Linked DNA regions of Homo sapiens: region 1 is linked to region 2. Evidence: read pairs that join two places in POLR2A ChIA-PET (ENCODE). Cell type or tissue: A673. All regions are shown on one strand.

Region 1 (5,000 bases), 350 kb before region 2:
AATGTTCATATTTAGAGGGATAAAAGATAGCTTGAATAATATGAAAATCAACACTTCCCCTGATGGTGGAAATATGTTCTTTGGAGAAAAGTTCAAGCATTTTTAAAGTTAAGTATTATGTTTATTACTGTTAGCTCTGGGACTCTGCCCAAACAAATCATTTTTCCAACCATGTTAATTCCACTGAATTAAACTTTATTTTTTTTCTTCTCTAAAAGACCTGATTTGCCCGTAAGAATTTGGTTATGCAATTATATGTTGACCAATTAGAAGGTAAAGCCCTGGATTCTAAAAGTTTTGTGTTTTATTTGCCCGTTTTTTTTTTTTTGAGACAGATTCTCACTCTGTCACCCAAGCTGGAGTGCAGTGGCACGATCTTGGCTCACTGCAGCCTCTGCCTCCCAGATTCAAGCGATTCTCCTGCCTCAACCTCTTTAGTAGCTGGGACTACAGGCGTGCACCACCACGTATGGCTTTTTTTTTTTTTTTTTTTAGTAGAGATGGGGTTTCAGCATGGTGGCCCGGCTGGTCTCGAACTCCTGACCTCAGGTGATCCTCTCGCCTCAGCCTCCCAAAGTGTTGGGATTACAGGTGTGAGCCACTGTGCCTGGCCTTATTTACCATTTTTAAGTGTACACTTCAGTGGCATTCAGCACATTCACATTGTTTTGCAACCTTCACCACCATCTATCTGCAGAACTCTTTTCATCTTGCAAAACTGGAATTTTGTATCCATTAAACAATAACTCCCCACTCGCCCTCCCAGGCTCCTGGCAACTGCCGTTCTACTTCCTGTCTCTGAATTTGCCTACTCTAGGTACCTCTTATATGTGGATTCTACAGTATTGTCCTTTTGTGTCTGGCTTATTTCACATAACTTATTGTCCTTAAGTTCCATCTATGTTGTGGCATATGTCAGAATTTTGTTCCTTTTTAAGGCTGAGTAATATTCCATAATGTGTATGTATTATATTTTGTTTATTCATTCACCTGTTGATGGAAATTTGGGTTGTTGCCACCGTTTTCATTCTTTTCAATGGCTGCATGGTATTCTGTTCTATGGTGATAACATATGACATAAACCAGTTCTCTGTAGATAGGCTTTCAGTTTTTTCCATGCTTCTGTGAATAACTGTAAACTTAAACCATTTCACACATATACAAGCATGTTTGTCAATCAAATGTATTGATATTGATTTGTTGAAAAGGAATGTTTTGGGCATATTAAATATTGGGATGTTGATGAATTGCCTTCTGTGGAGATTATACCAATTTATGTCTCCTGTAGACGGAACCTGTCTCCCAAGCCTTCACCAACACAGCGTGTGAACAAATTCCTTCATCTTTGCTCATCTCATGATGGAAAATGGTGTCTCAGTGTGGTTTTAGTTTACATTTCTCCTATTTTAAGTGATCTCTGAATGTTTCAGGGCCATTGTATTTCTTTTACTGCAACTATCTGTTCATTTCCTTTGTTCACTTTTCAGTTAGGCTCTTGGTTTTTTCCCCTCCTTCTTCTTTATATTGGCTGTTGTTACAAAATGTGCTTTTATTTGTTTGTGCAGCCTGTGGGAGTCTTTGGGGTTCTGCTGTGAAACAGGAGATTGTCTGAGAATTAGTAAAACCTACTTTTCAAAACCGTTGATCGAGTACTGGCTTGGTGACAGTAGGTTTTATTCAGGGGAGAGTCCAGTGCGGTAGGAGGCCTTACTGAAGTGGTTCATATTCAGAAGGAATAATATCCTTGTGAGAATTTTATAACAATCTGTATTCTCATAATTGTTTTAACGTTAAGATTTACTTATCTTTTAAAAGTTGAATATGTAAACTCCAGATAACAAATAACTTAGTAATAGCATATTGTTAAATTTCATTTTGCTAAGCCCATACAGCTAACTGCATACTGGAAAACTCAAACTCAACATGTCCCACTCTGAATTCGTTCCTTTGACCCACAGAGTAACTTCCCAGTCCCTTAATTTTCTGTCTTGCTTTTCAGGTATCTCTCCACTCTCCTCCGCATCCAGTACATCACCGCCATGGGCTGAATGTTTGTGTCCCGGCAAATTTCTGTGTTGAAATCTAAGCCCCAAGATGATGGTATCAGAGATGAGGGCTTTGGCAGGTGGTTAAGCCGTGAAGACAGAGGCCTGATGAAAGGGGTTGGTGCCTTTAGAAAAGAGGCCTCAGATAGCTGTCCCGTCCCTTCTACCATGTGGGAATGAAGAGAGACAGTATCACCTGTGAACCAGAAGGTGGCGCTCACCAGACATTGAATCTGCTGATGCAGTGTTCTCGGATGTGAACCAGAAAATCTGAGACGGGTCTTAGTTAATTTGGAAAGTTTATTTTGCCAAGGTTGAGGACGTGCTTGTGACACAGCCTCAGGAAATCCTGATGACATGTGCCCAAGGTGGTCAGGGCACAGCTTGGTTTTATACATTTAGGGAGACATGAGGCATCAATTAATATATGTAAGAAACACTGGTTCGGTCTGGAAAGGCGGGAAAACTTGAAGCAAAGGCAGGAAGGCTGGAAGCAGGGAGGGAGCTTCCAGGCCACAGATAGGTGATACACAAATGGTTACATCCTTTTGAATTTCTCATTAGCCTTTCCAAAGGTGGCAAATCAGATATGCATCTATCTCAGTGAGTAGAGGAATGGCTTTGAATAGAATGGGAGGCAGGTTTGCCCTAAGCAGTTCCCGGCTTGAGTTTTCCTTAGTGATTTTGGAGTCCCAAGATATTTTCCTTTCACATGGACTTCCCAGCCTTTAGAACTGTCAGAGATAAATGTCTGTTGTTTATAAGCCACCCAGTTTATGGCATTTTGTTATAGCAGCCCAAACCAAATAAGAAGACCGCCAGCCAGTTCTACCTAAACAGTCCCTCCATGTGTCCACCATCCTGAGTCCCCATTACCACGCCTTGTCCAGACCCCAGCATTTCTGTGACTTGATGCAATATAAGTTTACTGCCTAAATAACAGGTACAGGACTTTGTGTGGACAAATGTGCTCTTTTCTCCTGGGGTAATATCTACGTACAAATGACTGGGTCACGTGGTAGGTATTTTTAACTTTTTAAAAAACTACCAAACTGTTTTCCATAGTCTTTGCACCATTTCACTTTCCCACCAGCAATGAATGAGTGTTCCAGTAACTCTGCATTCTCAACAGCACTTGTTATCATCAGCACTTGTTATCATCACCTTAAAGAGTTTCAGCCATTCTAAAGGTGTGTAGTGGTTTTCTCCCCACCTTTTAATTTTCTTAATAGTGCCCTTCAAAAAACAGAAGTTTTTAATTTTGATGAAATCTAGTTTACCAATTGTTTTCTTTTATGGATTGTGCTTTTTGTTGTTACATGTATGAAATCTTTGCCTAACCCGAGAGTGCAATATTTTTTTTCCATGTGTTCTTACAGAAGTCTTATATATCTATGTTTTACATTTAGGTCTACGATCAATTTCAGTTAATTTTCATATAGGGCCTAAGATATGGATTCAGGTTCATTTTCTGGCACATGAACATCCATCTGTTCCAGCACCATTTGGTGAAAAAATGATACTTTTCCATTGAATTACTTTTGCATTTTTATTGAAAATAAGACAAAATTCCAAATACCATAATCCTGAATGCTAAAATCCCAAAAGATCAAAGATCCTAAAGTATAAATCCCTAAAGTCTAAAATTCTGAAAATCACAATCACAGGATAGGGTTTTTTTTCCTTTTCTTCTATTTTTTTCACTATTTTAAATAGCAAAACAATTCACTATGCTATATATTTCATCGTTGCATCATTTCCAAAACTTGACGTATAGGTTGTGCAGAGACGTTTAGAGAGTCCTAATTTGTTTCATGCATTTTTTTGCAAATGTGACTCCATGAAAGTTCATTATCTCAATGTTGATTTTGTGTATAAACATTGTGTATGTACATGAAAACATTGAAACCTCCTCAGTGATGTCCTTTTTGTACACCTGCATTTGTAAAAGACAACATTTTTTGAGATCTCAGCTCTTTGGGTGACTGCATATGTAGTGGTAATCCATTGTGGTTTTTGATCAATCTTGTCAAAAGACTTCGGTTTTTTATCACAGTATTTCAGATGAGCACATATACAAAGCTGGTTGCACACAATTACCAATCATAGTGATATGTGTTTACACATTTTCCTTTTGACCTACTTCTTTAGGAATACAGTTTATCTGCTCATAAATGCTATATCTGTGCCAGGTATAGTCGTATACCTGAGTATTTATTCTTGCAAAAACATGTACGCTAGTATTGCTTCTTTTATTGTGTAAAGCGGCCTATGAAGTGTTCTGTTGTGTTTTTATATGTTTCTCAAATAAATCCCCCCCTCCCTTTTTTTTTGAGATGCAGTCTCATGTTGTTGCCAAGGCTGGAATGTAGTGGTGTGATTTGGGCTCACTGCAAACTCCGCCTCCCGGATTCAAGCGATTATCCTGCCTCAGCCTCCCGAATAGCTGGGATTACAGGCATGCACCACCAGGCCGGGCTAATTTTTGTATTTTTAGTAAAGATGGAGTTTCACCATGTTGGCCAGGCTGGTCTTGAACTCCTGACCTCAGGTGATCCACCTGCCTCAGCCTCCCAAAGTGCTGGGATTACAGGAGTGAGCCACTGTGCCCACACCCACTCCCCTTAAAATGTAAGTAAATATCTTCAGGAATTTTTAAAATTATTTTTTCCAGAATTATATTTTCAGGATTTTGGATTTTAGGGATTTTTGATCTTTCAGAATTTTAAGAGCTGGGATTGTGTCTTTCAAGACTGCTTCTTCAGGGACTATGACGGGCTTCCCTCTAGACAGCATGGGCTAGGAAGCATGTTCTGGAATGTGACATTTAAGCTGAGAACTGAATTGTACAAAAAACCTAGCCACGCCAATTACCCTAAGTGAATTAATGCAAAAATAGAAATCCAAATACCACATGTTTTCACTTATAAGTGGGAGGCAAGCATTGGGTGCACA
Region 2 (5,000 bases):
CTTCTTTTCTTTCGACAGAGTCTCGCTCTGTCGCCCAGGCTGGAGGGCAGTGGCGCGATCTCCGCTCACTGCAAGCTCCGCCTCCCAGGTTCACGCCATTCTCCTGCCTCAGCCTCCCGAGTAGCTGGGACTACAGGCGCCCGCCACCGTGCCCGACTAATTTTTGTATTTTTAGTAGAGACGGGGTTTCACCGTGTTAGCCAGGATGGTCTCGATCTCCTGACCTCGTGATCCGCCCGTCTTGGCCTCCTAAAGTGCTGGGATTACAGGCGTGAGCCACCACGCCCGGCCCTTTTTTTTTTTTTTTTTGAGATGGAGTTTTGCTCTTGTTGCCCAGGCTGGAGTGCAATGGCATGATCTTGGCTCACCGCAACCTCTGCCTCCTGGGTTTCAGAGATTCTCCTGCCTCAGCCTCCTGAGTAGCTGAGATTACAGGCATGTGCCACCACGCCCTGCCAATTGTTTGTATTTTTAGTAGAAACGGGGTTTCACTATGTTGGTCAGGCTGGTCTCAAACTCCCGACCTCAGGTGATCTGCCCACCTCAGTCTCCCAAAGTGCTGGGATTACAGGCCTGAGCCACCACGTCTGGCCCCTGTAATGTCTTTCGACATTATTTCAGATCCTCATTTCACAGTCCTGGGCTGTTGTTCCATTCTTCTAGACCCTTCCATTTCTCACTTTAAAAAAAGAATCTTCTATGAGAACTGCCTTTTGAAAACCAATGAAAGCACCTCCATGTGTGGAAACCATGTCCCTTCTGCCTCTAAGACAGCTCCTACTCATTAGTTTAATGTGAATACTTTGACAGCTTCACCCAGATGACCTTCCTGGCTTCATTCCTGCTGCACCTGTCCCCTCTCCACACATACTAGCTTCCGGCAAGCCCAGATTCTCTCCAAGCAGGCTCTGTGCTTACTGGCCCTGGGGTCCCCCACCAGCTTAAATCCGAAGCATTTTGAGTCCCAGCGCAAACATGGCAGCAGCCCGAGAGCTGGCTCTGGCCCCTTCCATCAGAATCCACCTTTGTCCCAGCATAGCGTTTCTACTTCTTGTAGCCATCCCAGGGGGATAGAGTGAATCTCAGGACACTTCCATACACATTTGCCTCCCCTACCCGGCCACTTTCTCCTTGAGGCCAGGGGTCATCTGTCCCTCTTGGTCCCTCTCACTGCCAGGCCAGTGTGAGCCCCACAGTAGGTTTTTCTGTTGACTTGAACTGTGTCCAGATGCAAATAACTGCAGTCTCAAAGGCGCTGCAGGGGCCCCTCCTCCTAAAGGTGCCGCTACTCTTCCACACAGCCCCCCGCCACACACAGCCTTCCCTCTGTAGAGTTGGGAGGCTTCTCTTCCAAATCCCTGGTTCCCACGACTCACCATAATGATGTCTGTGCCATATTTCTCTTCCAATTCCCTATTGCTGAGTTTGTGGTCATCCTGAAGTCCATGAAAGGAAGAACAGAGTGAATTAGATAATTCCAAAAGACTCAAGCCCCAAGCTTTGACCAGCCATGGAAGCTGGGAGTAGCAGCCCTGAGGATGGGAGGGGATCGAGGAGTGTGGGGGACAGGAGAGAAAGAACCCCTGTGCCAGGCAGCTGCCCAGCGAAGGATGGCACTGCCTCAGGAGTGACTGTCCCTGAGTCGGCACAATCCTGCACTTGCTGTTACTACCCAGAAGCTGCCTGCAGCTTTTCTGAACAAAGCCATGCACCTCGCTTCAATCTGAACTCCAGGGCATACAGGTTCTGGCACCCTCATCTTCCAGGTGCCAGTGAGCTGGAGGCTTCCCTCAGGCCTGAACCCTGGGATTGGCTGGGGCTGATGGCAAAACCACACTAGAACCGCTTCCTGGGCTGGCACAACTCCTCCTCCTTCGCTGTGTGGGCTCTGGCAGGGAAAAGCAGCTTCCCTCACTCAAGCTGTGACGCTCAGGGAGCTCACTGGGCAGAGAAACCCTGCAGGGAAAAGTTCTGCTGAATAAACCCACAGCATTGTGGCTGCCACTTGTGAATTCTGCTACAGAATCATTAGACTACAGCAGGGTTTCTCACCCGTGGCCCTGCTGCCATTCTGGGAGAATAATTCTTTGTTGTGGGCTCCACCCACTAACATCCTCCCCTCAGTTGTGGTAACCAAAAATGTTTCCATTTTTCCCCTGGGAGAGGGGTGGGGGAATCCTCTTCTCCTCTCCCTTTGAGAACCACTGGGCTAAAGGACAAGAAGTCTCTTCCTGTAGCAGAAAACCTAGGGTAAGTCTTCCTCACTCCCCCTAGAAAGTCCAGCACTCAGGATTTTTTAAACCCTGATTGTCTGAAACAAAGATTGATACTGTTGACTGGTGCTCACATCATCTCTTTTCTTAAGTATATGCAAAAAATAGTTCCATGTTGCAGTAAGAGACTAGGCCTTCCAATAAAGCAGAATTCATTATTATCATTATTATCTTGCTTCTAGCCCTCTTCTCAGCCAGATTCTGTTTTGCTCCTTCATCCCTTCTACTAATACTGATTGAGTGTGATATTGCTGGGGATTCAGAAGATTAAGGCTGTGTTCTGCACAGAGCACAGCACAACCCACTAAGTTTTGGGCAGATACAAGTAGTGGATGATCCGAGCCATTGTTTGCATGCATGGGACCTCAGACTTCCTGGGCTGGGGGATGAGAGCATGGGGGAGGGGTGGGACGAGGTGGTGGTGGTTATCTGGGGTGCCCTCTGCTGGCCAGCACTGGACTAGCACAGGGCAGCACCCCACCCACCCCTCGGGTCACTGCCTGGCCCTTTCATTCAAAGGCCGGGATACTTCAGTTGTCATTAGGCACTAATTTGCCAAGAAAGGTTGGGAGGCAAAAGCATTCAATATGCTGCTGAAAATTACAGGACCCTTGTAATGTCAAGGGAAAAACAGATATGTCTTCAATCTTAAATGCTAGAGATAATGGGAAATAATAAGAACGATCTATCGTCTGGTGCTGTGCTGTCTTTTCCCTGTTTTATCTCATTTAATCTTCCTAGTAACCCTTAAGAGGTAGAAAAAAAAATCTTATGTTTTTCAAAATAGGAAACTGAACTTCAGTTACACTGGGATTTGAATTGAGGTCAGTCCAGTTTCAGGGAAGCGTTCTTAAATGTCTCTCATGATAGATACGGACAAATGCCCAGTGGTATACTGTTAAATGTTTAACAAACTCTCCAGGAACGATCAATACAAAGCTCGGATTTGTAGAGTTTGCTGATTTCTCACTAGAACCAAGTTTGAAGCTGCTAACAGGATGTCAGTCAGCCTGCCAAGTTTCTGAATACTTAACAAATGGCTCTCTAGCACAAAAGAGACTCCCCTCAGGAGTCACAGAGCTTTAAGATCTGCCAAGGACGGTGGGGACAATCCAGCCCATCTCAAGCTCCGTGTAGAAGTTTCCCCTTCGGTGTTCCCAAGATAAAATCTGTCACATTTCAGACCCAAGGCAGTTTTATTATTAAAGTGGCCAGTTTGGGCTGGACACAGTGGCTCACGCCTGTAATCCCAGCACTTTGGGAAGCTGAGGCGGGTGGATCATCTGAGGTCAGGAGTTCGAGAGCAGCCTGGCCAACATGGGGAAACCCCGTCTCTACTAAAAACAACAAAAATTAGCTGGGTGTGATGGCGGGCGCCTGTAATCCCAGTGACTCGGGAGGCCGAGGCAAGAGAATCGCTTGAACCCAGGAGGTGGAGGTTGCAGTGAGCCTAGATAGCGCCATTGCACTCCAGCCTGGGCAACAAGAGCGAAACTCTGTCTCAAAAAAAAAAAAAAGGCTAGTTTTAATAACTCCAGAGCTCTTCCTTAATAATAATAATATTGTACTCCCCTAAAGCACGTGAATTACAAAATCCTCATCTCATTTTTTCCCCTCATAGACCCCAGCAAATTATTTATTTCCCATTTTACATAAAGGAAATGGACCTTCAGTGAGGGTCAGTCATTTGTTGCCAGTTTCAGCTCAGTGGAGAAGTGGGACTCTGATGGGGCCCGAGGTCCTCCCAATCCAAGCTCCACATTTTTACCACTGAAACTGCTTTTCCATGAGGTTTCACACCTGCAATCTAGCATGGCCTAGGGGCTTTGGTTTTCCTCCTCAGAAGTTCCAGCTCAAATAGTTTTACTAATCAATTGAAAACTGGCAAGTGGTTACTTAACTCTCACTGAAGCAGCTGCGGGGAGAGAGGTCTGGCCATGCCTGTGGGGCCTGGAATCAGAGGCTCTTCCTTCTGAGTTCTACAGGGACTGCCTCCAACCAGAATGCAGGAATCCTGCAGAGGCCCTGACCTCTGGGTGGATACTATCACACCATTCAAAACACACACACACACATACACACACCACACACCACACACACACCACACACCACACATATACACCACACACTACACACACACCACACGCTACACACACACCACACATACCATGCACATACACACACCACACATACACACCACACACTACACACACACCACACGCTACACACACACCACACATACCATGCACATACACACACCACACACACCACACACATATATACCACACACATACACACACCACACACATACACACACCACACACACACCACACACATATACACACCACACACACACACCACACACACATCACACACACATCACACACACCACACATACACACACCATACACACACACCATACACACACACCACACACATACACACACCACACACTACACACACCATATACACACACCACACACCATACACACACACCACACACCATACACCACACACCACACATACACACACACACCACACACTACACAGACACACCACACATACACACACACCACACATACACCACACACACACACCACACAGACACACCACGCAGACACCACACACCACACACAATCTCAAGGGGATTTCAAATCCCTCAGACTGAATGTCTGTGGTAAGAGGTGGGTTCTAGGGGCAAGCTCTTGCGGGGAAGGGCCATAGCCG

What was found. ChIA-PET counts read pairs that join two places held together with the same protein. Peaks named below come from ENCODE experiments on the same cell type or tissue, not always from the same donor. Only the 100,000 strongest peaks of a DNase experiment are listed, where the experiment ranks them.
Region 1: POLR2A ChIA-PET joins it to region 2 with 5 read pairs; 1 of 35 experiments calls an interaction of 5 or more read pairs at or near these places.

What each region holds. Positions count from the first base shown.
Region 1 is chr13:25,034,663-25,039,662 of GRCh38, reverse strand. LOC105370119 (a long non-coding RNA gene) reads left to right here. Exons shown (of 3, transcript XR_941760.4): 3 at 1-5,000. Among named protein-coding and RNA genes, the nearest start is that of PABPC3, 59 kb to the left of the region's middle. In A673, a CTCF peak has its summit at 2,235 (motif pointing right); a DNase peak (open chromatin) is centred at 2,252.
Region 2 is chr13:24,681,750-24,686,749 of GRCh38, reverse strand. ATP12A (ATPase H+/K+ transporting non-gastric alpha2 subunit) reads right to left here. Exons shown (of 23, transcript NM_001676.7): 3 at 1,377-1,436. Among named protein-coding and RNA genes, the nearest start is that of ATP12A, 3.8 kb to the right of the region's middle. RefSeq lists a silencer at 2,605-2,694 and enhancers at 3,110-3,609, 3,610-4,111, 4,211-4,791. In A673, a CTCF peak has its summit at 2,719 (motif pointing left); DNase peaks (open chromatin) are centred at 2,029 and 2,669; H3K27ac peaks cover 1,296 bases.